3 separate regions of the Homo sapiens genome follow, and all the other regions are linked to region 1. The links are chromatin loops, found by intact Hi-C in ENCODE. Cell type or tissue: heart left ventricle. All regions are shown on one strand. Each heading gives the region's core, and the rest is flanking DNA. Links, peaks and the distances in the headings are about the cores only.

What was found. A loop is a pair of places that touch in the nucleus more often than their neighbours do. Peaks named below come from ENCODE experiments on the same cell type or tissue, not always from the same donor. Only the 100,000 strongest peaks of a DNase experiment are listed, where the experiment ranks them.
Region 2: a loop joins it to region 1, with 4 times the contacts of the local background. A loop is called at or near these places in 12 of 110 quality-filtered maps.
Region 3: it touches region 1 in a loop (2.3-fold over the local background); 15 of 110 quality-filtered maps call a loop at or near these places.

The regions. Positions count from the first base shown.
Region 1 is chr12:65,551,955-65,563,151 of GRCh38, forward strand. All of the region lies in intron 2 of MSRB3-AS1 (MSRB3 antisense RNA 1), which reads right to left. LOC105369187 (a long non-coding RNA gene) reads right to left here and starts at 5,357. Exons shown (of 3, transcript NR_135033.1): 1 at 5,127-5,357; 2 at 4,804-5,043. LOC105369808 (a long non-coding RNA gene) reads left to right here and starts at 4,958. Exons shown (of 4, transcript XR_945035.3): 1 at 4,958-5,176; 2 at 6,516-6,717; 3 at 7,627-7,775; 4 at 8,018-9,044. RefSeq lists an enhancer at 4,312-5,511. In heart left ventricle, for the core only: a CTCF peak has its summit at 4,943 (motif pointing right); a DNase peak (open chromatin) is centred at 4,947; H3K27me3 peaks cover 870 bases.
Region 2 is chr12:66,031,336-66,042,035 of GRCh38, forward strand. It overlaps the pseudogene RPL21P18. Among named protein-coding and RNA genes, the nearest start is that of LINC02425, 5.6 kb to the left of the region's middle. In heart left ventricle, for the core only: CTCF peaks have their summits at 4,146 and 5,027; a DNase peak (open chromatin) is centred at 5,066; H3K27ac peaks cover 1,238 bases.
Region 3 is chr12:65,596,281-65,607,477 of GRCh38, forward strand. All of the region lies in intron 1 of MSRB3-AS1 (MSRB3 antisense RNA 1), which reads right to left. LINC02454 (long intergenic non-protein coding RNA 2454) reads left to right here and starts at 6,589. Exons shown (of 3, transcript NR_146529.1): 1 at 6,589-6,701; 2 at 9,748-9,949. In heart left ventricle, for the core only: a CTCF peak has its summit at 6,373 (motif pointing right); a DNase peak (open chromatin) is centred at 6,431; H3K4me3 peaks cover 1,419 bases; H3K27ac peaks cover 1,491 bases; H3K27me3 peaks cover 1,177 bases.

The DNA of each region.
Region 1 (11,197 bases), core at 1,593-9,592:
TTTTCTATTGATTGGAATAGTTTCAGAAGGAATGGTACCAGTTCCTCCTTGTACCTGTGGTAGAATTCGGCTGTGAATCCATCTGGTCCTGGACTCTTTTTTGTTGGTAAGCTATTGATTATTGCCACAATTTCAGCTCCTGTTATTGGTCTATTCAGAGATTCAACTTCTTCCTGGTTTAGTCTTGGGAGAGTGTATGTGTCGAGGAATTTATCCATTTCTTCTAGATTTTCTAGTTTATTTGCATAGAGGTGTTTGTAGTATTCTCTGATGGTAGTTTGTATTTCTGTGGGATCGGTGGTGATATCCCCTTTATCATTTTTTATTGTGTCTATTTGATTCTTCTCTCTTTTTTTCTTTGCTAGTCTTGCTAGCAAAGGATCAATTTTGTTGATCCTTTCAAAAAACCAGCTCCTGGATTCATTAATTTTTTGAAGGGTTTTTTGTGTCTCTATTTCCTTCAGTTCTGCTCTGATTTTAGTTATTTCTTGCCTTCTGCTAGCTTTTGAATGTGTTTGCTCTTGCTTTTCTAGTTCTTTTAATTGTGATGTTAGGGTGTCAATTTTGGATCTTTCCTGCTTTCTCTTGTGGGCATTTAGTGCTATAAATTTCCCTCTACACACTGCTTTGAATGTGTCCCAGAGATTCTGGTATGTTGTGTCTTTGTTCTCATTGGCTTCAAAGAACATCTTTATTTCTGCCTTCATTTCGTTATGTATCCAGTAGTCATTCAGGAGCAGGTTGTTCAGTTTCCATGTAGTTGAGCGGTTTTGAGTGAGATTCTTAATCCTGAGTTCTAGTTTGATTGCACTGTGGTCTGAGAGATAGTTTGTTATAATTTCTGTTCTTTTACATTTGCTGAGGAGAGCTTTACTTCCAACTATGTGGTCAATTTTGGAATAGGTGTGGTGTGGTGCTGAAAAAAATGTTTATTCTGTTGATTTGGGGTGGAGAGTTCTGTAGATGTGTATTAGGTCCGCTTGGTGCAGAGCTGAGTTCAATTCCTGGGTATCCTTGTTGACTTTCTGTCTCGTTGATTTGTCTAATGTTGACAGTGGGGTGTTAAAGTCTCCCATTATTAATGTGTGGGAGTCTAAGTCTCTTTGTAGGTCACTCAGGACTTGCTTTATGAATCTGGGTGCTCCTGTATTGGGTGCATATATATTTAGGATAGTTAGCTCTTCTTGTTGAATTGATCCCTTTACCATTAAGTAATGGCCTTCTTTGTCTCTTTTGATCTTTGTTGGTTTAAAGTCTGTTTTATCAGAGACTAGGATTGCAACCCTTGCCTTTTTTTGTTTTCCATTTGCTTGGTAGATCTTCCTCCATCCTTTTATTTTGAGCCTATGTGTGTCTCTGCCCGTGAGATGGGTTTCCTGAATACAGCACACTGATGGGTCTTGACTCTTTATCCAATTTGCCAGTCTGTGTCTTTTAATTGGAGCATTCGGTCCATTTACATTTAAAGTTAATATTGTTATGTGTGAATTTGATCCTGTCATTATGATGTTAGCTGGTTAGTTTGCTCGTTAGTTGATGCAGTTTCTTCCTAGTCTCGATGGTCTTTACATTTTGGCATGATTTTGCAGCGGCTGGTACCGGTTTTTCCTTTCCATATTTAGTGCTTCCTTCAGGAGCTCTTTTAGGGCAGGCCTGGTGGTGACAAAATCTCTCAGCATTTGCTTGTCTGTAAAGGATTTTATTTCTCCTTCACTTATGAAGCTTAGTTTGGCTGGATATGGAATTCTGGGTTGAAAATTCTTTTCTTTAAGAATGTTGAATATTGGCCCCCACTCTCTTCTGGCTTGTAGAGTTTCTGCTGAGAGATCCGCTGTTAGTCTGATGGGCTTCCCTTTGAGGGTAACCCGACCTTTCTCTCTGGCTGCCCTTAACATTTTTTCCTTCATTTCAACTTTGGTGAATCTGACAATTATGTGTCTTGGTGTTGCTCTTCTCAAGGAGTATCTTTGTGGCATTCTCTGTATTTCCTGAATCTGAATGTTGGCCTGCCTTGCTAGATTGGGGAAGTTCTCCTGGATAATATCCTGCAGAGTGTTTTCCAACTTGGTTCCATTCTCCCTGTCACTTTCAGGTACACCAATCAGACGTAGATTTGGTCTTTTCACATAGTCCCATATTTCTTGGAGGCTTTGCTTCTTCCTTTTTATTCTTTTTTCTCTAAACTTCCCTTCTCACTTCATTTCATTCATTTCATCTTCCATCGCTGATACCCTTTCTTCCAGTTGATCACATCAGCTCCTGAGGCTTCTGCATTCTTCACATAGTTCTCGAGCCTTGGTTTTCAGCTCCATCAGCTCCTTTAAGCACTTCTCTGTATTGTTTATTGTAGTTATACATTCTTCTAAATTTTTTTCAAAATGTTCAACTTCTTTGCCTTTGGTTTGAATGTCCTCCCGTAGCTCGGAGTAATTTGATTGTCTGAAGCCTTCTTCTCTCAGCTCGTCAAAGTCATTCTCCATCCAGCTTTGTTCCATTGCTGGTGAGGAACTGCGTTCCTTTGGAGGAGGAGAGGTGCTCTGCTTTTTAGAGTTTCCAGTTTTTCTGCTCTGTTTTTTCCCCATCTTTGTGGTTTTATCTACTTTTGGTCTTTGATGATGGTGATGTACAGATGGGTTTTTGGTGTGGATGTCCTTTCTGTTTGTTAGTTTTCCTTCTAACAGACAGGACCCTCAGCTGCAGGTCTGTTGGAGTACCCAGCCGGGTGAGGTGTCAGTCTGCCCCTGCTGGGGGGTGCCTCCCAGTTAGGCTGCTCGGGGGTCAGGGGTCAGGGACCCACTTGAGGAGGCAGTCTGCCTGTGCTGGGAGAACCACTGCTCTCTTCAAAGCTGTCAGACAGGGACATTTAAGTCTGCAGAGGTTACTGCTTTTTGTTTGTCTGTGCCCTGCCCCCAGAGGTGGAGCCTACAGAGGCAGGCAGGCCTCCTTGAGCTGTGGTGGGCTCCACCCAGTTCGAGCTTCCAGGCTGCTTTGTTTACCTAAGCAAGCCTGGGCAATGGTGGGTGCCCCTCCCCCAGCCTCGCTGCCACCTTGCAGTTTGATCTCAGACTGCTGTGCTAGCAATCAGTGAGACTCCGTGGGCGTAGGACCCTCTGAGCCAGATGCAGGATATAATCTCCTGGTGCGCCGTTTTTTTTTTTTTGTTGTTTGTTTTTTTTTTTTTTTGAGATGGAGTCTCGCTCTGTCGCCCAGGCTGGAGTGCAGTGGCGGGATCTCGGCTCACTGCAAGCTCTGCCTCCCAGGTTCACGCCATTCTCCTGCCTCAGCCTCCCAAGTAGCTGGGACTACAGGCGCCCGCCACTACGCCCGGCTAATTTTTTGTATTTTTAGTAGAGACGGGGTTTCACCATTTTAGCCGGGATGGTCTCGATCTCCTGACCTCGTGATCCGCCCGCCTCGGCCTCCCAAAGTGCTGGGATTACAGGCGTGAGCCACCGCGCCCGGCCCGGTGCGCCAGTTTTTAAGCCCGTTGGAAAAGCGCAGTATTCGGGAGTGACCCGATTTTCCAGGTGCCGTCTGTCACCACTTTCTTTGACTAGGAAAGGGAACTCCCTGACCCCTTGGGCTTCCTGAGAGAGGCAAAGCCTCGCCCTGCTTCGGCTCGCGCATGGTGCGTGCACCCACTGACCTGTGCCCACTGTCTGGCACTCCCTAGTGAGATGAACCTGGTACCTCAGATGGAAATGCAGAAATCACCCATCTTCTGCATCGCTCACGCTGGGAGCTGTAGGCTGGAGCTGTTCCTATTTGGCCATCTTGGCTCCTCCCACACAATGTTTTTTAAACAGTTTTTTTTTTAAAGAAAGTACATGTAGGCATGAGAAGACAGCATCTTAGGACAGTAAAGTAAAACAGGGTTAAGAGATTGGCTAGATACCAGGAAAAAGAAGTTCTAACAGAGACAGCAAGGGATAGGAAAGAAAACAAGGAAGGGAGAAAGGAAAACAGTGAGAAAGGAGGGAGCAAATTATGGGCAGACCAGAATTCAGCACAGGAAGGGCCAGGTATGCAAGTTTGAAAAATGCACCATGGGACTTGACTGTGTAGTGAAGACTGAGACCCGCTACTCTAGGACGTTGAGGAGGAAGCTTCATAGAATGCTCTGCTGCTTCCTGTCCTGTTACCCAATCAGGAAAGGGGAGGGGATCAGGGGTGGTGAGAAGGGAATAAGGGCAGGAATTATGAGAAAACTGAAACATGGAAAGGTAAATCAACTTGTGAAGAAAGGTCTCTTGGCTCGTTGCTGGCAACACTGGATCTAGAACTCCGCTTTCAGGGTGTCCGAATTCGTTCTCAATACTTCTCCACCCCTGTCTGCCAGTTTCTCTCTGTACTTGGAGACCTAAATACAAAAACTGGCTCCAGAATTTGAAATCTATGCCTTAGCTTTTTTAGGGTGACCATAAGTTGAGGGAGGAACAAGGATGCTGGTCAAAGTTCCCATCAGTGACCTGCGGAAAATTGGAAAATATCAGGTACCACCACTTCCTCCCTTCCCACAAGTCTTCTAGACCTCTCTCTCTTTGCAAAGAGTCGTCAGAGAAGGTTCCAAGCCAACTGCTTAATGAATTAATAGCCCTTATTCCACTGTACAAAATGTAAGAGAAAGAATCCATTAGTAATTAGTCTAGTTCATGTTTCTAGAAGCGCTATTTTCTTCCCATGACAAAACTTCAAAACACCAGAGAAAATAAGTAGGAAGGTCTCTGTGGTTATGCACTTTAAGTGAATGATGACAATTTTGAGATACGTGCCAAAATAGGAGAGTCTTCATTTTCCTCATACCTGTTAAGGTAGTGGTCTGGACTTGTTCACGCCTACACCTGAAGCAGAGGGACGGCCTGTCGGAGCTCAGTCAAGTAGGCGAGTGCTCTTTGTTCCCCCGTGGCCTCTGAAGTTACTCTAGAGCTATGCAGCTCAAGGCCAGCAGATGGCGCGTGGCGTCAGGCTGCGAGATAGCGCCGAGACAGCATGGACGCCGGGAGCCTGGGAAAGCCAACTGTACCACAGGAGTCTAAACTGTAGCTAGGAATAGAAGTACGCTCATTTTAGCTATTAGAAGGTTTGCCTGATACTCTGGCTCTTTATTTCGAGGATGTCTAGCTCACCTGTGATATAACTCAGACCCCATTTCACTCATTTCTTAAACTAGGAATGGGTAAGTCTCACCATTCTTCTCTGCTTGTTTAGGACACTCTTGAGAACCTCCTAAAATGCTGTGGAATGGAACAGCGGGACAGACCAGAAGTACATTCTGGGGAGAAGAGAATAAAAACACCATTCCTTGAGAGTGGAAGTGTCAGAGGCGTTCAAACCAGAGCGACTCCATCTTGAGTAGGGGCTCGGTAAAATGAGAATGAGACCTGCTGGGCAGCATTCCCAGGAGGTTAGACATTCTTAGCCACAGGATGAGATAGGAGGTCGGCAGGATTGATATCACAAGATACGGGTCATAAAGACCCTGGTGATAAAACAGGATGCCATAAAGAAGCCGGCCAAAACCAAGATGGTGATGAAAGTGACCTCTGGTCATCCTCACTGCTCATTGTACGTTAATTATAATGCATTAGCAGGCTAATAGACACTCTCAGCAGTGCCATGACAGTTTACAAATGCCATGGCAACACCCAAGTTACCTTATATGGTCTAAAAAGGGGAGGAACCCTCAGTTTTGGGAACCTCCCCTTTCCCAGAAAACTTATGAATAATCTACCCCTTGTTTAGCATATGATCAAGAAATAACCATAAAAATGTCCAACCAGCAGCCCTCAGGGCTCTCTGTCTATGGGGTAGCCATCCTTTTGTTTCTTTACTTCTCTGATAAACTTGCTTTCACTTTATGGACTCCTGAATTCTTTCTTGCACAAGATCCAAGAACCCTCTCTTGGGGTCTGGATCAGGATCCCTTTCCAGTAACAGAAGCAGATGATCATACAATCCACTTTATTGTCCTTCCCCAGCCCACAATCGAGTTTCCTGGAATCATAGTACAGTTTCCTAGAAGGCCTACTGCTGGCATATAGTTAGAGATAGCTGACAACATCTCTTAGGTTTTGAAAATAGATTACTTGTACACTTATCAAGCAGATTTTAACTTAATCTAATTGTTTTCAGTCCAGCACCTTGGCCTGGTGTCACTGAGCCTGGAACTTCTCTAGAGAATAAACTTCAAGTTTTCTAAGGGAAGAGGGGAGGAGAACAGAAGGGTGGAGGGATAATTGTCTGGCTGTATGGGGGTGGATGAGGGAACCTAGAGGTTAAACTGCTCTGCCTTCCAGAGACCTTCAACCAAACCAAGTTTCAGCCCCATGCTTCAGCCTCATTTTCTATAGTACTTAGTGCCTCTAAGGCCTGAATCTTTCTGGGGCTCTAAAGGGAAAATTGTCTTTTTTTTTTTTAAAAAAAATCAATATTTTCTTTAGCAGATACCTGTCATTCTGTTAAACCCCTGCTGTACATTTTCTTTGTTTCCCACATTGTGAGTTTTATTTTTCCAGGGCAGAATTTCCCAGCATCTCTTCCAGCTCCCAGGGAGAAGGTCTGGGACCTATGTTCTACCAACCAAATACACTCTCATGAAGCTCTCATTTGGAAGTCAGCAACATGCAGACACAGACTGGGTTCTGAGCATCTATGGTGCAGATGAAGATGATGGCAGGAGCTGTGGAGGCAGTAGAATCCTCATCAAGCCACTTCTGTGTGAGATGCCGGGCTGTGTTCCTATGAGCTTAGCCTTGAGCTTCTTTTTTGCCAGACCTCCCAATGAATCACCGAGCACCTAATAACTCCCAGTAATTTCCTTTTATGCTCAAACCAGCCCAAATGGTTTCTATAGTTTGCAACTAAAGGGGAAAAAAAGGAAGAAAGAAAAGAGACTAATTAATTTCATCCATGAAAGTAGGGTCAATCTAAAATCTATAAGAATCAAAAATGCAGAATTGGGCTCAATGCAGGCAGGAAGACAGAAGGCAAAATGTATTTTGTTATGTACAAAGTACTATATATGGTACAACTTGCCAATACTACCTTCCCAAGGCAGGTGTTATTTGACTGTGGCCACAACCCAATATGGAGAGAAGCTCCATGACATGGAGCACTGAAACACTGACAAGGCCAACTGCTTCTTTATCTGCACCAAAGAAGCAGAAATAGTGACTTCAAAGTAGCAACCTTAGCCAGAAAGACCCTAAGTCCTTCTCCCATTATTATTATCATTATTATTATTACTATCATTTTGTAAGGCATGCCCACTGGGCCCTCTCCCATTATTTAAGGATTATCTGCAAGACACCTTGGACCCATTAAAAAAGTTCAGATTCAGGGGAGTGTTTCCCATGAGAAGCTATGATTTCAAATTGTCTCAAAGAAGTAGCCATTGAAGAAGAACTAGAAAAGGATAGATCAGTGATGTTGGAAGTAAAGGGGGAAGGATCTTCAGGTTTAAAGACTGTGGACACAGCATCTTTGGCTGTGTCTACACACATATGCAATTGATAGGAAGCAAATAGAACAGAAGCCAACTAAGATTTTTAGGAAACCACATTGTCAAAGACACCTCAAGCCTGCCTGAAAACAGTGTATAATTTTTATTTTTAAAACAAATTCCAGGCCTCTAGACCTGCAGTAGCATGAAGAGGTCTGAGGAAGCTGTGCGTCCCTCAAGAAAGCAATTCTTTATTGCCCATCAAAGATGAATCCATAGGGGATCATTAACAAGGAGATCATCCCAGAGAGCAGCTTCTAGAATCACCAACCAAGTAAGTCTCATTGCTATCCCTATACACCAAGGTTTGCTATTTGCTACTCATTCACAACTGTTGAGTGTTTCCCATTCTTCTATGTTTTAAACTGAAAGTTTAAAAAAAATTCTTGGTTATCCCGTTTCTTCTTTACATTTGCATAATGGGGAGTGGGTGTTGGGAGATAGCTTGTCTTTGAGCTTTGGGCTTTTAGTAGCAATAGTTTTTTTTAACAATTAGCATTACCGTTACTATTTAAGACAGAAGATTTGTCAGAAGAACAAAGACCTCAAAATGAGAAGGAATGTGTTCTGGACTTAAAACATTGCTCAGGTATCTTAGCAAGGACTGAGACCTTGGAGGTCTCCAAATACCAGTAAGAATCATTGTGTTATCCTCTTTCTCACATGTTGGATTTTTTTTTTTTTTTTTACTTGTGATTGATGAACTGGGAGAAAGGAAGTGGTCTAGAAAGGGTGAGAGTGGGTGGGTAGATAGGATACAGGTGGCCTCACCTGGAGAGTGGTCACCTGTGAACAGAAGCCATGTTGAACTCCCTGCACTGCCTCTTCTTCTCTGTTCCTTGCAATGACCTTTAGCTGGACTCAGTCAAAACGGCGCTGTCCTTCCCCTTCCCAACCTAAAGCTTATAGTGCAGTTAATCTAGAGGTCAGCTGAAGTGCAGATTCAAGTGGCTCAAACCCCTTTGCAGTATAGGGAAGGAGTCTGGAATAGGGAAAGGATGGGTTGGGGGTGAAGATGGGAGTTGCTCATGGCTTCCCTAATTAGCTCTGATTCAGAGCTCAGACTTCTGTTATCATTTCCTACCCACAAGTGCTGTCTTATTCCTTTGGTTTCCTTCATTTCTATTCAGCCTCATGAAATAAAGAAATAAAGAAAACAAACAAGTAAATAAAAACAAGATCTTTATGGATGTGGCAGAAAGCTTTGCAAGCCAAGAAAGTCTTCTATCCAGGTGATGCAAATAACTGTAAAACTTCAGACTTCTTGAACTACAAAGATGAACTCTGCCAACCCAAGTTCTAGTACTTCCTCTACTCCCAGCCTGACCCCCACTGTTTCTTGGTTTCCTCACTCCTTCTCTTTCTGTTTGACTCTTGAGAGTAATAAACTCAGCCAAGTCCTACTACTTGAGCCCATATTTAAATGCAGAACAATTTGGCCTTCAGTTTATTCTTCCCCCTTCTTCCAGACTCTGGTCTGATTTATCTTTTTATACTCTATAGCCTATTAGGGTTTTATAATAAAGGCTATCCTTCTCTAAGATTTCCAATGTAGCTATTATCCTTTAACCCTTCTGCACAGTTAACAAAACCAGTTGTTACTTTTTTTGGTGGGGGGTGGGGGTGGTTGTTTAGCATTTAGTGATTATTAAAATGACTACTGTTTCAGCAAAAAGTATTCATAAAAAAACTCAAAAAATTCAGAAAAGTACAAAGGAGAAATTGAATAATCTGTAGCATCTCAAACTCAGTATATGTCTAAGGACAGTCTCTGTTCTCCCCTGGTCTTATTCACGCCCTTCAAGCCCTTCTCTCTAATCAAGGAACAATTGGCTTGACTTTTCTAGCTTACCTCACTTAATTTTAGAGAAATATATATCCTGTTTGAGATCCAAAGAGGCATTTGTCAGCATTAAGGGTCTCCCTTATCTCCATCCATGCTCACAATATTTGGCAGGTATACTTCAGAGTTTGTGGTTTGGGATTATAGCTGTTTCCTCACTTCATTCATGATAGGGAGATGTTTTGTCCTTCTATTTTTGTTCCATTTATTGTTTTCATTGGATTTTTAGAAAGGGGAATGGCATAAGTGTTTTTACTCTGCTGTCTTTAACAAGAAGACTTACTTTTCAAAATAATTATTTGTCTGCTTTTAATTTTCTACTTCAAGAAAACGTTAAGGAAAGAATGTATAGCATTCTAGTTAATTTTCAGTTGCTTAGGTGCCTGATAAAGAGAAGCTTCCCTAAACAGCAGCCAGTTCTGTTCTGAAGATGGCCTTCCCATGGCACCAGTACCCTGGTTAGAATTTTCCCAGGGAGAGATGGCCTAGCTTCATGGGAGCTATCACCATAGATTGCCCATGCTGAGAGAACAGACCACAAACTACACCAGCTGCAGACACTTACACAGCACATGTAGGGAGAACAGAGGCTGATGCCCAAAGAACGAGAGGGATTGTACCTCAGCTGCACAGCAGCAGCAACCTGCAGAGAAAGACAACCTGCAAGTTTATACAGCCCTCCTCCTGCCTCCATGAGAACCTGACAGAGGCATTTGAACCAGAGCGACTCCATCTTGAATAGAGGCTGGGTAAAATAAGGCTGAGACCTACTGGGCTGCATTCCCAGGAGGTCAGGCATTCTTAGTCACAGGATGAGATAGGAGGTTGGCACAAGACACAGGTCGCAAAGACCCTGCTGATAAAACAGGATGTGGTAAAGAAGCCGGCCAAATCCCACTAAAACCAAGATGGTGATGAAAGTGACCTCTGGTCATCTACATTACTCATTATACGTTAACTATAATGCACTAGCTTGCTAAAAGACACTCTCACCAGCACCAGGACAGTTTACGAATGCCATGGTAACATTCGGAATTTACCCTACATAATCTAAAAAGGAGAGGGACCCTCAGTTTCGGGAAATCTCTGACCCCTTCCTGGAAAACTCATGAATAATCCACCCCTTGTTTATCAAATAATCAAGAAATAACTCTAAGTATACTCAATTGAGCAGCTTATACCACTGCTCTGGCTATAGAGTAGCCATTCTTTTGTTCCTTTACTTTCTTAATAAACTTGCTTTCACTTTACTGTATGGACTCACCCTGAATTCTCTCTTGCTTGAGGTCCAGGAACCCTGTCTTGGGGTCTGGATTGAGACTCCTTTCATTGAGAAAGGAGATTGAGACTAACAGATCCATAATTTCTCCATTACTTACACACTGTTTTGGGAAGAAGGAGGGAAGGGGAGATCTATAGAAAGTAGAGAATAGACTCTGATAGGGAGTTTCAGCATCAAATTGAGTGAAGGAAGCCCTCTTCCCCTTTTTTTCCACCCTGGAAGAGACTGTAACTTAGCAAGTTTATTTCCACCATTGGTGGAAATGAGAGCTTCAGAGCAAGATTAAATCAGTTACAGAAAATAAATAAGCTACTGTTTTTGTACATCTGATTTGTAAGGTGTTAATCTTGACCCTGCAACATCTGCGATTTTAGCTTCATCTTTCAGCAAAAGGCAGTCTGCTAGATGGAAAACTGTTCAGGACTGGGAGTTGACCTTCGGTTACTCCTGGCTCTGCCACTAACTAGCTGTGTGATATTGGTTAAGACACTTAGTCTTCTACTTCGAAATGTCATCAACTCTAAAATTACAAGGTTGGATCAGATCCATGATTTTCAAATGTTCATGGCTG
Region 2 (10,700 bases), core at 893-8,892, 480 kb after region 1:
CCCCAGAATGTCGGAAAACTTTTGTGTTTCATTTTACAATAAAAGAAATGTACTACCCAAGCTCTCAAGAAAGCACAAAGAAATGAATCTGTATCCCTTAAGCTTTGCAATTCATTTTTCTTCTTTGTTGGTTCTCGAAACTGAATTCCCTGGGTTGGGGTTTTATACTACAATTTTATCTTCTACACTTTTCTTTACTTCCCCCTTCACTCTACCCCCGCTATCCCCCCACTCCCTAGGGGCTTTGGCTTCAAATCAAAACAGCTTTCAAGTGGCCAGGACCAAGTTCCAAATCTTCTATGTTTCCTACAGATTTTCCTTCTTTCCCAGATTTTTCTAAGCCCCACTCTTTGTAGGAAGGCATGCACCTCCAGATAGGGTCCTGACTGTAAGCATTGTGCTTGGGCCCCCATCCCAACTGCAGAAGTTTATTTGAAGTATGTTACTCTTTGCCTGCTTCTTAACTTGAGGCCCAATAGTCTTACAATGTCATTTTTTTCCCCTACTGTAAATCAAGGGACAGCTGTCTTTGGACTAAATTCCAAATAGTTGGTCTGGAAATGAACTTCTCAGTGGGTCCCTCCTCTATTCTGGCTGACATTTCCCCATTAATTTCTTTTTCTCTTTCATCCATTCATTGGCTGATGAGTCTATAAATACACCTCATCTGCTTTTACTTTGCTTTTTAAGAATAAACTGATACCAAACACACTGTCTTAATTACATCCACAGGCAAAGCATAACGAGTTTAAATGTTGTCACAATATAGTTTAAAAACTTGACATGGTTCATTATGCCAGCTGTGATAAAACTGGGAAATGAAAACCTTAATTTGGATGTGTAAATGAGTAATTCATCTGAAAAGGTATTTTTAACATTAATAAATGAGAATACCTAGAAACCTACTAAGCAAAGGAAGGGAGTTGAACAGGAAACCGATAAGTAGATTGGTAAAGAAGCAAGGAAACCCGGCCTCCATTCCTCTTGGGCACAACACCTCTAAAATTAGGCAAGTCAGCCCTCCCAAATTCAGACCAGACCTGGGAGAACATTGTTCCTCATTCTGTTCTTGAGCATTCACATTATGAGGTGGCTGCTGATTCATGAGGATCTGAATTCTAGGTGCACATCAGGAAGGAAGGCTCAGGAAAATTCTGATTTATGCCCAGAAGACAGTAGGTTTTGGAAAACTCTACTTTTAAGATGAAAACAAGATTAAAGGGAAGGATAAGGTAACACTCATACGTTCTTGATATAAAATTACTTCTTTTAAAACCTTTGGTTCTGATGATATGGCTGATAACTTTCCAATAGCAGTAGCCCACTGGGATAAATTAACATTCTGAATTTTGTGAAGCAATCTTTGTTTTCCTGAGGTATTTTCACACAAACACATTCTTAACTGATGGAGAGCAATGGAGAAATAAATATTCATTTTTGAATGGGAAATAAAAGTCAATGGCAAGTTTCTCAGGTAGGAAACTACTATAATCTCCCAGTTTTCACACATAAAAAGCCTCAAGAAAATAGCAGTTAATGTACGTTGAGTCATATGTGAAAACTGATAGACATATCAAAAAAGTTTTAAATGAGTCAAAAGAAGAAAAGGCTTACAGATGGCCAGATGGCTTTGACATTGATGGAGTAGTATAAGAAGAGTGATGATCAGATGTTTTACCGTTTCTATGAGAATCATTCAAAATAAATGTGATTAAACTGTAGAAAAATCAATTTTGGCAATGTATAAGAAGTTGCAGACTCTAGCTGGAACCCATTCATCACCAGATGAGTTTATTAAAGGATACTGTGGAAGAATCCTTTTCTGGGTTTTCTTTTTTTTTTTTAGACACAAAGTCTTGCTCTGTCACCTATGCTAGAGTACAATGGTGCAATCTTAGCTCACGGCAGCTTTGAACTCCAGGGCTCAAGTGATCCTCCTGCCTCAGCCTCCCAAAGCTCTGGGATTACAAGCATAAGCCACCATGCCCAGCCAAGAATCTAGTTTTTTTAAAAAAAGCTCAGGGAACAGCATGTTAATACTAACTCTGTGCTAGGCATTTTCACATAAATATCTTACTGACTCTTTGCAGCAACTCAGCAATAGGCATTAACTCTGTGCAACAAGACGTACAGATAATCTCCAATTGTCATGCATTCAACTTCCATATATCATGTGTGGACAGCTATACACTGCTTACTACATACTAAAACCACGCTTTTATACATCAGTTTTGATGAATAAACTTTTTGAGGGCCCTGGTGGCTGCTGGCTGGCTAATAATTCAGTTTGACAGCCTTGCTTCTAGACAGACAATGCTGTGGATTCACCAAACCATTTAGTTTCTCCCCTGGGCACATGGAAAAACTACATCTCCCAGTCATTTTGCATCTAGATGGCATATTGTGACAATTGATGGCCAATGAAGTGTAAGAAAGTGTCAAGTGTGTACTTCTAGCCCTGGCCCTTAAAAAGACCCATGAGAGGCCGGCATGGTGGCTCACACCTGTAATCCCAGCACTTTGGGAGGCTGAGGTGAGCGGATCCTTTGAGCCCAGGAGTTCAAGACCAGCCTGGGCAATGTGACAAAACCCCATCTTTACAAAAAATACAAAAATTAGCCAGGCATGGTGGCATGCACTTGCAGTCCCAGCTACTGGGGAGGCTGAGGTGGGAGGATTTCTTGAGTACAGGAGATGGAGGCTGCAGTGAGCCCTGATTGTGCCATTGCACTCTAGCTTGGGTGACAGAGTCAGACCCTGTCTCAAAAGGAAGAAGAAGAAGAAGAAGGAGGAGGAGGAGGAGGATACGGGGAGGGGGAGGGAGAGGGAAGAGGAGGAAGGGGATGGGGAGGGGATGTGAGAATCCCTCTCTTTGCTCATTGGCTGCTGAATAAAGCAGACCCAGCACAGGCCTCCCAGGGAGGCTCTGATGGATAACAGAGTCTCTGAGGGAAGATGCCAGGACACCTGAGTCTGGCAACTTAAAGAAGAGCTGCCCAAGCAAGATCAGCCCCAGTGGACTCTCTCTCTCTCATTATCTATCTCTCTCTCTCTCTATCTCTCTATCTATCTATCTATCTATCTATCTATCTATCTATCTATCTATCATCTCTCTATCTCTCTATCTATCTATCTAATCTATAGATTAGAGACAGGGTCTTCCTCTGCTGCCCAGGCTGGAGTACAGTGGCATGGTCATGGTTCACTGCAGCCTCTACCTCCTGGCCTCAAGTGATCCTCCCACCTCAGCCTCAAGTAGCAGGGACTACAGGTGTGTGCCACCATGGCTGGGAAATGTTTTAATTTTTTGTAGAGACAGGGTCTTGCTATGTTGTCCAGGCTGGCCTTGAACTCCTGGACTCAAGTGATCCTCCTGCCTCAGCCTCCCAAAGTCCACTGGACTGGACTTTTTATGAGAAAAAAAATTAAACTAAATCAGTGAAATTTGGAATTTGTTTGTAACAACAGTAATTAACAATAACTACCCTTATGAAATAACTTCTATGAATTCAGTGATCCAAACAAAGATTAATATTGGTGCAATTATTTGAATATTTTACTGTAATTTGTCATAATTTTTCTATTAAAAATTATGAAAATAGAATAATAAAGGTTTAAATACTAGTAACAGGAGTATCATGAACTTAATATAATACAGAAAAGAATAATAATTATTAGACATATTAAAAGTGATGTCTCTAACCTCAGCCAGGCGCTCACTTAAGCATGTTGACTACACATTCGGTTACAAAGAAAAATAAAATTAGAGAATGTGTGGGAGATGCTAGAATTCTAATCATTCAACTATTGTGTCTAAAAAGCAAGACTTATATCAAAACAGGATCCCTTGCCCCTTTTATATTAAATCCATTGTTTCACTATCTTACAATCAACTTGCAGGCATGTTTTCAGGATCAAAAGACAAAAGTGTCCTTTTTCTTATTTTTAAATATAAGAATATTAAAAATCAGAAAAGTTGAACAATTCCCCCAAAGTCTTGTTAATAAATAATAGAATTAAGATGCATTTCAAGATTGGCATCAGCCTAAAGCCTTATTCTTTTCATTATACCTCACTGCCTCTCATCTCTGTAAAAAATTAGGATGTCTGCCTGTCTTTGAAGAACAAAATATGTAAAATGAATGATCTTACAGCGCCCCCTTTGAGCACTTTGATTCTATGATAAAGACATTTCCATCATTTCCTGATGTTGTGAATGCAGGAGGCTCATGAAAAATGTCCCTTTACTACAAAGGTTGGCAAGTGCTCAAAGATATGGCTTTAGTCAGCTATGCCATGCTGTCTTTACTAAACAGCATTATTTCTAGGAAGAATTTCTATTACTTTAAAGTGGAAAATAAAGTTACAACAACATTAAAGAGTATGTTACAGTTCCACGCTCTATTCTGTTGGCAGAAAGCTTGGTCTCTGCACCAGCATTCTGCCCCAACTGGCCATGTCTCAGGAGAAAAGAATTCCTCTCATCTCTCTACAGCAGCCTTTTCTGCTTAACTTAGACCCCCACCAAAGCCGGGTGATGAATACAAAAGGTTTCTAAAGAGAGAAATGGCAAGGAGAGAGCTTGGAGACACCGTACCTCTTGAAAAGAAGAAAAAATAAGTAAATAGTTTATTATCATCATGGGCCTTGGAATGACATCATAAGACCATCCTTTGTCACCTCTGCCATTTCAAAGCCAATGCGTATGAGCTATTTTAACTGAAAAAATTATTTTTCATTGACTATCCAACAACTTTGACTTTATACAGTATTTTGAGAACCCATTTTTATAATAACTCAGTTCCACAGACTTTTGGACTCATTCGAAAGTGCATGTAGTGGTCAGACTTTTGCTTGTGAGTGATATCAGTGTGAAAATAAGCTTTAATAAAGTTGCCAGCATCCATGGACCTCTGTACCCATAACAACTTCCATGGCTTCAGTTCTGCCAAAGGTTTTGCTTGACGGGTATTTCCTATGAAGCTTCTCCTGCTTTCCCACCCATAGCACTGTTCTATGGCCCACACGGGGCCAGAAGCAGCCACTAGGAGAAATTATTGGTCAGGCAACCCTCCAGTGCCGCAAGCCCGGCCCTCCCTCTTCATGTCCCTGAGCTGTGTCCAAAAATAGAAAATGAGACATGATGATGGATTGAGAGTAGGAAGAAGGGAGGGATCTCGGGGTGAGTGTTTAAGTCAACACAATGGAATTCCACCAGCAAAGGCTTGCTGCATAAATCACTCTTGAGAGAAAGTTGGGCACACTGGGAAGTGTGTTGGGGCTTCCAGGCAAGTGGTGGATGGGCACTATCAGGAGGCACACCCAGAAAGAGGTGGTGCAGTGTGGAACAGGACTTCTCAAACTTGAATGTGCCCATGAATAACCTGGAGATCTTGCTGAAATGCAGGTTCTGACTCAGTTGTCTGGGGTGAGGCCTGAGATACTACCTTTCTAGTAAACTTTCAGTTGACAATACTTTGAGGAGCAAGGATGTAGAAAGTAAGAACACAAAGTCCGATTTCAGAACCTATGAGCTGTGAAACCTTGAGCTTCAGTGTTTTTATCTGTGAAATGGAGATTGTTTTAAGTACTCTTGTATCAGATTATTGTGAGCATTAAGTGACATGATGTCATTTACCTGGGACATAATAAAGAATTCAATATGTTGATCGCCATCAATATTTTATTTTTACTCATTTGAGCATTGGGGCAGCTTCCAAAACATTGATCTGTCGATTTGATTTTTTAATGGTGAGACGAGGTGCGCAGAATGAAGTGAAGTCCAGGGTGGAGGGATAGGAGTAGGTGGAGGAAGTGGGAAGAAAAGTAAGCCTGGGAAGGAATAAAAAGAAAGATCCCCCTTTCGGCCGGAACCACCATCTTCCAGTAATTCACCAAAATGACGAATACAAAGGGAAAGAAGACAGGCACCCAATATATGTTCTCTAGGCCTTTTAGAAAACATGGAGTTGTTCCTTTGGCCACATATATGCGAATCTATAAGAAAGGTGATATTGTAGATGTAAGAGAATGGGTACTTTTCAAAAAGGAATGCCCCACAAGTGTCACCATGGCAAAACTGGAAGAGTCTACAGTTACCCAGCATGCTGTTGGCATTGTTGTAAACAAACAAGTTAAGGGCAAGATTCTTGTCAAGAGAATTAACGTGCATATTGAGCACATTAAGCACTCTAAAAGCCGAGATGGCTTCCTGAAACGCGAGAAGGAAAATGATCAGAAAAAGAAAGAAGACAAAGAGAAAGGTACCTGGGTTCGACTGAAGCCCCAGTCTGCTCCACCCAGAGAAGCACACTTTGTGAGAACCAATGGGAAGGAGCCTGAGCTGCTGGAAACTATTCCCTATGAATTCATGGCATAATAGGTGTTTAAAAAAAAAAAAAAAAGACCTGTAAGGACTGTAAGAAAAAAAAAAGAAAGATCCCTACCTATACCTTCATCATTCATGTTCAGACAGAAAATTTCCCAGTGACAGATGCATCGCTGTGAAATTACATTAAGAGAGGTATTCCTAGGGAAGCTGCGGGACATGCTTTGTGGTTTCTTCATCTATTACGAAAATAAAGGCACTGAAGTAAGGCTGTAGCTACCAAAGTACCACATTGCTTTAACACACATGTGACTCTTACAGAACTTTTTTACATTAGGGATAATAGCATAAACTTATCAACTGAATTAAACAAAGTAAACCAAATTATTTTTGATGCAAATACAGAGTACTCCACCAAAATTTTGGTCAAAGTGCTTAACTCTTAAACCTTTCTCCAGTGCTCTGAGATTACGAGGGGCACAAGTGAAGAATACCTAAAATTGTAATTGCACCCTAGTGGCCCAACAGCTGACTATAGTCCATGGAGTTTTGGGTTTTGGTTGATTTAAATTAATTGCTACATTTAAATAAAGGAAGAGTTTGGCTCAATTCCCTCCCAGCAACTAGAAGCTGAAGTTGAGTAATGGATACTCCTTTTAAATGAGACATGCACTCTACAGTTTGCGACTGTTTCCACTATTCCTTATAAGCATACACAGACTTTACTCATTTACCTTATCAATCTAAGCCTGTGTAGAGAGTTGAGTTTGTCACTCCTGACCTAAGAAGAGGTGGTAAAGAAGCATGGGATTTCTTCCTAGAAGGATGAATAAATGCAAAAGAGATGAAAAATGAGGGGAAACCCCATTTTTAAAATATTTACTCACATATTTACCATTTAAGTGCTCTTCATCTCTTTCTGTAGGTCCAAATTCCCATCTAGTATCATTTTCTTTCTGCTAAAAGAACATTTAACATTTCTTAACGATCACACGCCTTTTATTGACCTGAAAAAAATTTTATTTTGCCTTTATCTTTTAAAAAAATCTTCAGTAGGTATAGAATTCCAGGCTGGCAGATTTTTGTTTTTCTCCAGCACTTAAAAGATGACCTTCCATTGTCTTTAGGCCTGCATGGTTTATGACGAGAAGCCTGCTATAATTCTCAAGTTTATATCTCTGTACATAACGTATCTTTTTCTCCCTGGCTGTGATTTAGATTTTCTTTTTGGCATTAATTTCAGAAATTTAACTATGATGTGCCTTAGTGTGATTTTTTTATATTACTGCTGTTCGGAGTTTGTTGAGCCTTTTGAATCTATGAGTTTACATTTTTAATAAAATTTGTATAATTTTCAGCCACTTCTTCAAATAGTGTTTCTGTTTCACCCACATCACATTTGTAAGACTCCAGTTACACATATGTTGCATGGCTTTATAAGATCCCAGAGTTCACTGGGGCTCTCTGTATGTGTGAGTTTGCTTTTAGTCTTTTTTGTTCTTTTTTTTTTTTTTTTTTTTTGAGATGGAGTCTCACTTGGTCACCCAGGCTGGAGTGCAGTGGCACAATCTCGGCTCACTGCAAACTCCACCTCCCATATTTAAACAATTCTCCTCCTCAGTTTCCCAAATAGCTGAAATTACAGGCACCAACCACCATGCCTGGCTAATTTTTGTATTTTTAGTAGAGATGGGGTTTCTCTATGTTGGCCAGGCTAGTCTCAAACTCCTGACCTCAAGTGATCCACCCTCCTCAGCTCCCAAAGTGCTGGGATTACAGGCATGAGCCACCGTGCCTGGCCTTTTTTTTTTTTTCCAACCTGTGATTCATTTTGGATAGTTACTATTGCTATGTCTTCAGGTACAGTGACTTTTTCTTCTGCATCATATAAGATGCTGGTAATCCTATCCAGCTTATTTTTTATTTCATATTTCCATCTCTATAAGTTTCATTTGGGTCTTTTTAATATGTTTTACTCCCTATTCATAGTGTTTATGTTCTCTTTTACATCCTTAAACATAGGATAAACTTTGTTAAGGTCCTTGCCTACTAATTCCATTATCTCTGTCATTTCTTGATCTATTTCTACTGATTAATTTCTCTCTTGTTATAAATCACATTTTTACACTTTCTGGTATATCTACAAATTACTATTTGAATTACAGATATCGTTAATTTTATTTTATTGGGTGCTGGATTGTGTTCTCTTCTTTAAAGAACATTGGATTTCGTGGCAGATCAGTTTGATTCATGAAAGGCTCATTTTTACATTTTGTATGGTGGTTCCAGAGCAGCTTTTATTATAGGACTAATTTACTCCACTACTAAGGCATGGCACATCTGAGGACTTCACCCAATGCACTATGTATTTTGAGGTTTCTCCACTCAGGCTGGTAGAAACACGAAGTATTCCCGGTCCTCTGTAAGCTCTAGGTATTGTTCAGCCTGTGCTTTCAGGGAGTTCTTCACCGCAGTCTTCATAGTGTCTTCACGAGCACATGCAGATCAATAAAACTCATCCAAAGACATGGGGTAAGTGCTCTGCAGATCTCCAGAGCTTCCTTTCTATCTAGTTTCCTCTTTCTGGTAAACTCCCCTGCAAATTCTAGCCTCCTCAGTCTCCCCAGACTTTAAACTCTGTCTCTTCAACTTAGCAAGACCACTAGGCTGTTTTGGTTATTCCACCATGGGTAGTATCCTGGAAACTGCCTCCAGGTATAAGGTGTGGCAATCACAGGGCTCATCCCATTTATTTTCCTACTCACAGGGATTAAAATCTTGTTGTCCGATGTCTGACGTTTTGTCTCATTTCTAACTGTTTAAAATGGGAAGACAATTGCTGTAGCAGTTAATCATTGATGGTCAGCAGCAGAAGTTAGTGTAGTTGCTAGAAAACCAAGGCAAGGAGAGCATTTCAGGCAGGGCAGGGATGATCACATAAGCCAAGGCAAATAGGTGAGAAACAGTAATTATGAGTATCAGAAAACAGCAATTTGGTGTTGCTGCACCACAAAGCTAAGGCTGGAAGGGACTGGAAAAATATGAGGCTGATGCCGGCATCCAGGGCCAGAATTTGAGGCTTCTGGGGTTATGTGATTAAGAACTATGGAATAGGAAGAAAAACAATAGTCAAAGAATTAGGAGACCTGGGTTCAGATTCTAGTTTATTATTAGCCATGTAACTTTGAACAACTCTTTTGTGCTTTAGTTTTCTCATTCGTAAAATAAGAAACCTTCCTTAGTTTTTGCCCAAGACTATATTTCAAGGTAAAATTTTCATAACTGAGTTCAGTGGAGGTGGGGGGACCCTTTGGGCTGGGGTCTTCAGAGAAAATAGGTTTCTAATACCAAGTATTTACTGGATACCTGCTACATGCCAAGATGTGTGCCCAGAGCTTTAAATACATGGTTTAGTCCCTACAATGACGCCCCCCGCCCGCCACTCATCCCACAGATCAGCCAACAGAGAGGTTAATAGTTTGTCAAAGGTCACATGACTAAAAAGTGATGGTAACAAGATCTGAACTCAAGTCTGAGTAATTATATTTTGCTGCTCCTATCTTGGGCCAGATATCACTATGTCTTTAAAGCTCCTTGGGTAATTCTAATGTGCATCCAGGGTTAACAGTCACTGACTAGAAAGGTTAAAAGCAGGTTTGAGACAACAACCTTAATAATTGAACAAGTAACACCTTGAATAATGCCTCCCCTCCCTAATTAAGTCAATTTGCACACACAGTGATTGTACCTATACTCCAGCCCAACCCCTATAAAGAGCTGGAGAATGGGTGGGTGACTCTTTGATTTTCTGGAACAGGATGTCTTCAAGAGGTGACCTCCTCATAGAGCGAGTGGTCAGTTGTACTATCTAATCTTCTTTGTGCTTTTTGCAACAGTACAGATTGACTAAGAATATATTAATATTTATTAATTTGGGGGCAAATTGATGCCACATTTTATGCAATTTAATTTTCGGAGCATAATGATGTTATTATAATAACATTTTACTGTAACAATAGCAATTGAAACCCTACTAGGGTCCATGTACTGTGCTGAGCACCTGTATTATTTCAGTTAATTCTCACAACAACCTCATGAAGTAGTTGCAGCTATTGTTCCTGTTTTACAGAAAACTGAGACTCTAAGTTACACAGTGAGGAGTGCAGAAGTGAGCCCAGCCAGTATGGCCCCCCAGCCAAAGTTCCTAGCCCTTCACTGTGTCGCTGCACTTCTTATAGTGGCTACCGGAGGGAGGAAGAAGGCATTTTGTTTTTCTTTTTCAGTTACAAATAGTGAAACAAGAACAATCAAAGGGGCTAAATAATGTCCTATCATCCTTTTAAAACATAGACTAGAACAAAAAATGAAACTC
Region 3 (11,197 bases), core at 1,630-9,629, 44 kb after region 1:
TGAACCTGGGAGGTGGAGGTTGCAGTGAGCCGAGATTGTGCCACTGTACTCCAGTCTGGGCAACAGAGCGAGACTCCATAAAAAAAAGAAAAGAAAAGAAATTCATAAGAACAAAAAGTTTTGATGCATTATTGTAATGTCTGAAAATGAATTTCATTTTACCCACTGAGCCTGGTGCTGCAAACATGAGATTAAAGATAGAATAGCCCTTCCCCTGGTCTAATGGGTGAAGTAACCAAGTAAACAGGTGATCAACAAAGATTTTTTGTTGATATAAAAAAAAGTGAGACATGGTGCTGTGTGGTCACATAGGAAGGGCATCTAGCTAAATCTTGGCAGAGTTCAGCAACAACTTCCGCAAACATGTGGCAACTTAGCACATCTTCGTGACTAAGGTGTAAGTGGCAGTTGGCCAGAACTTGGTATATGTGGGGGTATTTTAAGGTAGAGAGAAGAGCATATGCAAAGGTTCTGTAGTGAGAGGACAGGTTTCCCTCCAGGAAATGAGTAGATCAGTACTCAGTACAGCTAGAATAGGGTGAGGAGAAACAGAGATAGAGAGAAAGAGAAAGAGAGAGGAGGGAGAGTGAGAGAGAGAGTTAAATCTAGAAAGGAATGCAAAGGACAATCATTGAGCAATCTATATGTGTTATCCTCACGGCATATTTACATGGCTCTAAATTAAGGATCACATGACTATATAAATCTTAGCAAGCTGGCAAGAATTCCAAGTCTCCCTTAGGTTGGAGCTTCACACTTTAGAAACCAAATGCACAGCAAAAAGAGCTATATAGCTCAGTAGTATAATAGTTGGTCAGGGCTGCCATAACAAAGGACCACCAACTGAGTGGCTTACACAATAGAAATTTAGTGTTTCACAGTTCTAGAGGTTAGAAGTCTGAAGTCAAGGTATTAGCAGAGTTGGTTCCTTCTGAGTGTAGTGAAGGAAGGATCTGTTCCAAGGTTCTCTTCTTGACTTGTTGATAGCTGTCTTCATGTTTACATTGGTGTTCTGAACCCTGTATAAGTTTCTGCCTCTAATTTTTATAAAGACACAAGCCATATTGGATTAGGGCCTATCCTAATGATTTCATTTTAACTTGATGACCTCTGCAAAAACCCTATATCCAAAATAAGGTGACATGCTGAGGTGACATGCTGAGGTACTAGGGGTTAGGACTTCAACACGGGAATTTTGTGAGAATCAATTCAACTCTTAAGACCCAGGTTAAGTTGCTCAAATGGGGCTGGGGGACCCAGAGCATTTGGTAAGGTGTCAGAGGTTCTTGGGTACCTGGAGGGCAGCAGGATGAGGAGACACAACAAAGGAGGAGGAGAGGAGTGAAGGGGCTGTGGAGTCCAGACTTGGCTCTTTTCCTACTCTTGCCTTGATTTGGCCCAACTCCACAGTCCTTGAAAGGCAGGCTGTACCCAACCACAGGGAGTAATCATTGCTTTTTACAGATAAGGAAGAGGTTGAAGTCACTTCCTTTCTCTGCCTTTGCACTGTCTAACAACCATCTTGCTGATAAAGAAGATCTCCAAATAAATTCCTCCCTCTTGTCATGGGAAAGCCTAGTCCAGACTCAATTTTGACTTTGGATCTTTGAAGAGATTCACCTAATTAATTTCTCACAAGGGATGTGGTCTTCACTTCCTTGCCTCCCCAAGCAAATAGTCTCCTTCCTTGGGGCTCAGCCTAGCTTAGGCTGTCATAATTTTGTACTGTCAAAAAGATCCCTTAGAAATAGCCACCTATCCATTCAATGTGGGCAAAAAGAAATCAAATGAAACAAACACAAAGAAGGCAGATTCCAGTTCTGTACATGGAGCTCCTTAAGAGAGGGCAGTTAATAAAAACCAAACTACTTGAGGGGGATTTTGATACTTATTTTTTAAGGCTTGTTTAGGCACAACAGAATCAAAGTTTCTCTGTGCCTCTGTGGGCAGCATCTTATTAATTGTCCTGAGGAATTCTCTGTAAAATGTCTGTTGATTTAAACCCTCTTATTATTTTTATTTAATTTCCAGATGTGCTCTGATGTTCTTTGGAAAATAAGCCCTCACGATTAATATCCCCAGCAATGTTCAATCAGTAAAGATTCTGGGACTATATGTGATATTTCTCCTTGTTCTCAGGGTCTACTTAATCTCTCCCCTCCCCACCTCCAACAAGAAATGATAATCCATTGTACCAGGTAAGAGAGGAGAAAGCAAGATTTTAAAAAATGATAAAATGGTAACTTTCTGAAAAGCAAGTGAGGTGGGATGGGTTTTCTTTTCCTTTCCTTTCCTGGCAACTACCCATGATTGAGGTAAGATGAGAGAAGAGGTACTTTGCAAATAGAACTCAAGGCTCAGGGGGAGTCATCATTCTTTTAGAATAACAAGGTAAAGGACAAATGCTAACTGGAGGTGAATTTTCCCAGTGATAAAAGCATGATTAAATTTTAGAGATTTCCCTTTGAGGCCAAAATTGTCTGGGAGTAGGTTAAAACCGTAAGCAGGTAACTTGAAAATTGGTTTCCCAGCTTCCTGTCTGGCTCTCAACATACAATTCTATGTAAGAAGGACTCTGTGAGCCCACTGCAGGGGATGAGTACTGTCAATAGAAAGTCATTCTCATCCTTATAAGGTCATGAGCCATTGAGATAGAGATTGCACTACTTGAAAGATAAAGTAGAGCAATCAGTAGCAACACTCTAGCAAGGGCTTACTATATGCTAGGCACTATACACATCATTCCATTTAATTATCTCAATAACTTTGAAATGTAGCCTTAGAAAGGTAGAGAGATTTGTATAAAGTCTCTCAGTTAGTGAATAGACAATCTGAAATTCAACTCCAAATCTGTTTGACATCAAAACTGAAGGCTCTGGCACTACATTACATTAGTGTGGAATGTTTGCCCAATGTTCAGTCCTGATCATGGGAAATGAATTATGGAGCTTTTTAATTCATATGCAGGCAATTTTTTGCTATTCACAGAAGCTATGTTCTACAAAGTTATCATTAACGCTGAATTAGTGAGTACTGAACCACTGCTCCTAGAGAAAAGACAGGGTTAAGTTCCTGCAAGTTGCCGATCACATTTTTTTCTGCCAATCAGTGTATAATTTTGCTTTGTGTGTGTTTCTGTTTAAAGACACCTTATTTAATACATACTGTTGATTCATTAACATTGAACTCATGGCCAACACCACTGTAACTCATGCCTGAACATAGCTTATCTAATGCACATATTTTCTTCATAAAGTGCATCACAGCCTTCTTGCACTTAGGAATACCAGATATTTGGGGACCATTTAGAACAGCAAAATCATCAATAAAAAACACAAAAATGCAAAAATTTGACACTAAATAGGTGACGAAAATGACACTTCTTTATAGTATGGAAGCTAAAACATTGAAGGCAGAGTGTCACCTTGTTTAATCACAGCTGGGAGTATGAATGTTGGGTGGCTCAATTTTTTTGTCATTCTGTGCATGTCTGTGAATAACTGAGAAAGTTCTCAGAGTACTCATTTTAGAATTACAAATACATTTTCGTGAGTAGGTAAATTTGTAATTACAAAATCTATAATATAAATAATGAGGTTTGATGGCTTTCTGACATAGTTATTAAGCTAGTTTAGGAAAAAAATCCCACATTTTAGAGGAAAAATGAAACATTGCTCTTTCAGCCTAAATGTTTGAATGCAAAAACCAGATAATTGGTAAATACATGTTTTTTTAGGTTTTGCTCATTTAAATTATCTGGATTCAAAGATGCAGTTTTGGTTTATGGCATTGCTCCACACAGAAGAGGGCTTTTACCAAAAGCATTTACCTATGAAGTTTTAAAATTTTCTTTTTAATTAAGTTCTTACTGAAATTTTTGCCTCCCTAGAGAAGACTTCATTAAACAAACAATTCTATTAGCCCATTATTTAATTTTATTTTTAATTATTTTATCACTTCTCCCAAATGACCTAGACACTTGCTCTGCCCATTTCTGTCAAGAGCAGAATCACCAGCCCTGTCAACTCTCTCCATACCTTGGGTGGAACAAAGATCTTTGAAATCTCATGAAGACCAGCAGACCCAATCTTTTGAAATAATGGAGACTGGAGAAATTAAGTGCAGAATATTCAGTTAACTACTTACCTAACACACACAGTCACTTTCAGAAAACTCTATGAAACATGGAAATCAAGATGCTGAAAACTCAGAGAAGGTATTTACTAAATTTTTCCTTCTCCATACTTTGTCTTTATAACTAGTGATTGGTACTTGACCAATAATGGTGAAGTAACTATGGAGAAGGACGTTTCTTGGAAAGGCTTTCCTTTCTTCTGACTGACATGGTGGAGGAACACAATCTTATTTCTGCCTTAAGGCTAATGACAATCTTTTGATACAGCATTCAAGGTTTTCCATGATTTAGACCCAGTTTTTCTTCCACTCTTATCTTCCACCACTGCCTCATTTCAGAATCTCTTTGCCAGCCAAGTGGGTATTTGATATAGATGAAGAATAAGGCATGAACCATAACCTTTTAGGAGTTTAGGGTTTAGTTAATAAAATAAGACTAACATACATAAAAATGAATGATGTAAGAGGGTTATGTAATGAAGGTTCATTAATATGGCATAAACTGTAGAGTTTATATGAATTTGAGAGAGAATGGATTAGTCAGAGAAAGCAATGTGAGCTCAAGATGGTTCTTGAAGAATGGGGAGAATTTCCATAGATCTGGAGAAAGGATGGAGGAGAAGAGGAGAGGAGGATGCAGCTAGGTGAGGGAAATCAAAACAGTGGATTTTTGCAAATAGGAATGCACATAGTGTTGGTGGGACCATAAACAAACCAACATGAATGGCAAAGGCAGTTCATGTTGAAGAGTAGGAGGAAACACATTTGGAGACACAGAAAGGAACTGGGTTGAGGTAGGCAACTTAAAAATAGGCAGAAGCACTGAAATTTGGTGGAGTATAAAATAACCATTGAAGGCTTTTCAGAAAACATGTGGATAAACCATCTGTCACTAAACTACAGATGACTGAAATATACATCGACTGATTTGTTTTTTTACTATGCATATTGGGGTTTCTGTTCAGCATTTGTCCAGCTTTCAACAAATCTTTATTGAATACCTATTATATGCTGGACAATATGGAGAGTGATAGCACTACAGGACAGACAAGATCAAAATCGTTTCAATACTCCTGGATCTTATATTTCAGAATTATTCATTTTCATTATGTTCTTTTGGCCCAGATCACTGTATCTCAGATGGAAAAGTTTTCAGTAGAAGTGATATCTTCACCATTCTGGGTTTGTAAGTTTCTTTTGTTTAACTTAGCCTTCCGGGAAGTTGATACTTGAAGACACAGCACTGTAATCCAGGAGACGCCTTGTCCGACTGCTCCAAATTGGTCAGGAGCCTCTCAGCAGTGCCCTTGACACCTTGTGCTTCTCCTTATTTCTAGATAGCATTTAGAAATAGCATAGTTTTGTCATGTCCACTTTCTTGGCATCTGCTATCTACTCCAACTAGATCATGAAGCAGGATATCCCAACATCTCTGTAGTACCACCGGAGGTGATCGACAAATGTTGGTTAAATGAAATTAATGAATGGAGGGGATGGATATGACTTTTCTTTACCTGAATATGTTTTTCTCTGGGGCAAGTTTTTGGTAGAGAAAAGTAGGGCTAATGTAAGAGAGAAAGATAAGTTCCTTCTTTATATATGCGATAACATTTTTGAAATGTAACTGTGCTTGGCTTTTCTTGTAAGACTAATTGGAATGTGGTTACAGAGCTGGATATCTTGTTTAAAGGTGATTTAAAAATGACAGATCCCATACATTTTTTCATTTCCTTAACAGCTGCAATGTTAGCCTACTCCATAAATCACAACAGTTGGTTCTATCTTAATGCCATAGGTATTTCAGTAATATAGACTGTTCAATAAATTATTGGGTAGTTATTAGAACGAGGTAAATTTGACTTAACATCTTAATTTGACTTAGGCATCTTCCTGGAACCTTCTTGCTCTGAGGTTTGGATGAAAAACACTTTGGATATCACCGTGAGACTTGCTACTTCCGATTCATTGTCTAGTATTCTCCTTGGCAGCTTTGCAAAACAAATCTTGGAAAGCTCCTAGAGAAAGCCATTCTTTTTAGAAAACTTGGAGTCTTTTGAATTCACGCTGGATGACAATGACAGTGAATGAAAGTGTTTGTCCTGTTTGTATATTTGCCTGCTGCTTTGCTCATTCACTCGCTATTCATTTTTTCCAATGGATTATTTATTTATTCAATTTTCAAAACTTAGCAAATATCCTAGATTTCAAAGTATCCTTGTACCCTATGGTTATGGGAATGTGTCAGCCAAACTCTAGGTGGCGCTCCACATCGAATTTAGGAGGCAGGGGAAGGAGTGTGGCAGTGGAGCTCTCAGGATGGCGTCAGAACCACAGAACACCCAGGCTGATCCCGAGAGCTTCCCGTGTGGGGGCGGAGGGTGGGGCAGAGCAGGATGTGTGCTTGGGTTTCACTTGGAAAAAACATACATCATATTGCAATATAATTTACTTTGAGATTTCAATTTGGAAAATGGCATGGAAATAATCCAGCTTGAACATCGTCCTCCTCACCTCCTGGACTAGGGCGAGGGCCCCTTATATTTCTTCATGGCAATTGTGTCACAGTTGTAAGTATTAAAGTATTTGCTTAATTATTTGTTTGATATCCGCCCACTTTGGACTGTAAATTTCACAAGGCAAGGACCTGGCTGCATGGCTCATAGCTATTTGCCTGCTGTCTATCACAACACCTAGCAAGTGACAGACGGTCAATAAATGTTTGTTTTGTTTGCTTATTTGGCTGCTGCTCCATTCATTTGCTTCACTGGGTTATTCATTTTTTCATTCCTTCGTCTCCACCCTTCCCTTCCTGCTCCACCCTACCCTTATCTTCCATCCCCCACTCCAACTCTCCCAGTCCTCCCAGCCCTCCCATCTACCCCATTCCCCACCCAGTCCCACCCTCATTTATCATAAGTCTTAAAAGTTAAGAAACCTAAGGGGGCTGTAGTGGGGTGGGGCAGAAACTAAATGTATGAAAGCAATCTTTAAATAGTCGGATTCTCAAAATCCGGAGAAAGAGTATTAAAAGGTAAGAAAGCAACAGTTTTGCCAATGCAAAAGGGAAAGTGTGGCCCCCTCAGCGGTCATTTCCCCATGCACTATGGCTTTCCTAAGCAGGTGCTGCACCTCCTGGGTTTTGGCAACTGGATGCAGAAGACCGGCAGAACTCTTTCCTCTGAATGGTCTGGACTGGGGACAATTGGCTGGAATCACAAGTGGCTTCTTTGCTCACTCTAGCGGTACTTCAGCTTTCATAAACAGCCGGTTCCTGGAGCTGTAAGGTTCCAGCACATCGGGGATTTCCCTTTGTTAGATCCTGACCCGCAGAGCTGTGTCCCAAGCCAAAACTGTTGTGTTCACCTCTTAAAAGGCTTTCAAAGAAGGAAGGGAGGGAGGGAGGGAGGAAGGGAGGGAAGGAGGAAGGGAAAGAAGGAAGGAAGGAAGGAAGGAAAAATTCTGGAAAATATCAGTTGTTATTCACAGACACCTAACTTGCCATTTTTAAAAACACATTTTAAAGTTGATATGAATCGAAAAAAAAGTTATTGTGATATTGGCAGTCAGCTCTCTACTGAAATGATGTGAGTGGAAAAACAAGAGTTTGGAAGAATGCGTCCCCCAAAATTCTTACATTGTTACCAACCACAGAAACAAAACATAGTGCTGGAAAGGAATTTCAAGTCATAGATGCCAAACCCCTGATTGTGTAGATAAAAATAATGAGGCTCTGAGGTAAGTGACTTGCTCAAAGCCACTCAATTCAGGAGTTAGAGCCAAAATTCATGACTTCTGGCCAATTCTGGGCCCTTGCCACTCCACAAGCTGCAGTTTTTCTGTTTTAGCTAAAATGAGTTTCAAACAGCCTATCCACCATAAATGTATTTCTTCAACTCTCATTCTCTTGTATAAGGCCTTACAGGGGACCCAACTTCTAATGTTGAAGGAAAAATATTGCATCTTTTAAAAAATGGTCAAAAGGAAAGGAAACTTCTAGGCATATAAATGTCACATCACCCTGTAAGTAGGAACCCATCATTATTGTGTGGGTAAGAAAGAAATAATTAAAGAAACCAATTTCAGTTAATTCCACATGTAGTGTATGCCTTTGAAAAGCATCCAAAATATTTTCCAAACATTCTCACATACACTGCACACATCTGTCCTATGTAACCTGAAAATGATTTACCCTTGTGAAATCATTTGCACAAACCTGCCAACCTTATGAATGATTTTGTTTGTCTACTGTCTCAAAATAATTGATCTTACATACGTTAAGCTAATTAAAATAGCCAGGCCCTTTCTTTGCAGAAAATCCACAAGCCCTCTTTCAATTATGCTTCTGAGGTCAGGAAAGCAATTCTTATGGAAAAGTAGGCTAGAATTTGCTTCAATTTATTAAGATAAAACATAAGAATGTATTTTTAATGCATTGATAAAAAATTCACCAAAATATTAGGTATTTTTAGTCAGTCTCCAACTTACTAAAGGGTCATATTCCAAAAGTTAGTGGATAAATGAGTTGTCTGGAATTTGGAGTGTATTTTCCCATAAAAACAGTGCTACCCATAGGAGTTAGTTCCCAGGCCACCCTTTAAGTGCTATTTAACCCATAGTGTAGCAGCCTATTGTGCACTTAAAAATTATTATTTTAATTTTGTTATTATTAGTTAACTGGCTCAAAAGTAACTGATTGATTTAGAGGCTGTTTTAGATGCTGACATCAGGAAAACCAGTTTCGATTATAGATACTTGAGATAGTAGTTGGAGACTTTTATGTCATTTCTGTAGAAGGCTTTGACGTACTTTGGAAACTCTAAAAATAGATGATACTTAATTTCATCTGCTTACTTATGACTAAAGGAGGAAACAGAGAGAAAAGCCTTGGCCCCTGCTCAACTTCCACCACTATTAGGAAAAGAAGACAAGAAATGGGATAAAAGGAAAAGAGAAAAGAAGTTAAAATTGTGTGCATGTATGTGCATGCAGAGATTAACTTAGCAGTGAACAATGAGGAAATGAGGAAATTGAGGCACACACAAGAAAGGAGATAGGAAGAGATATTGGTCTGAGACTTCTTTGTGTTGTTCACAAAGTGGCAGTGATGACCTCTAGAAAGTTCAGAAGAGAAAAGGAAAGTTTTAGCAGGTACTCTGTGAACTTATGTTTAGGATATGTAATAAACAGAAGTTGTTACTTGGGGACATGAGTTAACTGATTTAAGAATTGGACTCTCAGTTTGAATCCATACACATCTATGGAAGACCTACAGTGTTTCAAGAGCTGAAATATAGGACTAACTGCAAAAATTATCTGGCAATAACCCTTTACCTTGCAGAGATAATAATAGCTAGCATTTTTGACTCATTGTAACTCATTTAATCTTCACAATGACTCTATAAAGTAGGTATTAGTATTATTATTATTATCCCATTGTGTAGATGAGGAAACTAAGACACAGAAAGGATAAGTAATTTGTCTGAAGTCACATGGCTAGTAAGTGTTGGGGCTACCATGTGAACCCAGGTAGTGTGGGGATAGAACTTGTGCTCATAACCGCCATGCTATACTCTGCCCTAACGTTCTCTGGTCAACATTCTTATCTCTTGTCAGCAAACGCTCGTACCCTGACTCCATCTGGGATTTGGAATGCACTCAGGGAAGTGGCTGTGCATGGAGACTAGAAATGGAAGAGGCTTCCAAGGTCATGCCTTTCAGGCTCCCTTCAAATTCTACAGCTACTGTGAAGAGAGTTGCATTCCCACAGAGAACATGTCAGACTGGAGGAAAATTGTGACAAAAGGTCTCCCCAAAGGTCTCTGAAACTTCGATCTTATCTCATTCCACAAGGCAAAGGCCAGTTTCCTAAATCAAAGAATGAAACAAAGTACATCTTTTTCAAGCATTGTTTTGACATCACTCCCTTTTATACAACTGGACAGGCACTCCCATTCTCTTTAAATAATTTTTAAACACTCCTGAACTTTGGCTTGGAGATCCTCATTTGAAATGATTTTATCACTCTAGACATACTAGCTCATATTTTTTAACTTCAACCTGGCAAAAGTTAATATCCCTCATAAAACTCTACCCACTCTCTTCTCTAAGTATCACATAAACCACTCTTCCTGATTATACATGCCCCATCTTGAGCCATATCCATTACTCTGTCAACTTTCCCTGGAGGTTAATCTGCTAGTGAGAATTTAAGTGGACTCCTGGGGTGGAGTATTCTACAATGGATGGAACTTGGATTCTGAAGTCAGTCAGTTCTGGTTCAAATCCCAGTTATTCCATTTACTAGCTGTGTCATGTTGGGCAAGCTATGTAACCTCCCTAAATCGTTGTTTCCTCACCTAGAATATGAATACAATATTAATAGTACTGGTATAACAGTTGTTCTGAGAATTAAATAAGATATTGCATATAAAGAACTTAGTTCAGAGTAAACACATTATAAAATTCAACACATGTTAGTCCCCATGATTACAATTCTTTTGGAGCACAAAATAATCAGAGATATGTAAAAAAGATGGTTGTGAAGAGATGTTTATGTACCATTTTTATAAGAGTAAAAAGTTGGAAACAATTTATGCCCAACCATGGTTGACTATGCAACCAATTATAAGTCATGTTCTGAATGTTGGGAAATATCAAGATTGTATTAGTGAGTATTAAAAAAAAACATAAAACCTGCAGAGCATCAAATCTGAGAGGGAAAGTATATGCATAGAAAAGAGATTTGAAGAACCTACATCAAAAAGTAGATTATAATTATCTCAACAGAGAAAAGGTATATGGAGTATAGATGGGTACTGGGATTATGAAGATTTTTAAAATGTTTTGTATTTTTCTGTGCATCCTAAATTTTGTACCTTTTGTAATTAGGAAAATTACATGCTGTTGAAAAATAATGGATGAAGTTTAGCCTTCTCAGATGATCTCCTTCTGGCTCCAATTAATTCAGACCTCCAGCTTATCCACTTCCTTTATTTCCTTTTTCACTCTCTACAGATTTATGTTTCCTCTGCACAGCTGCAGTTGGTTTCAAATATTTGGCAGA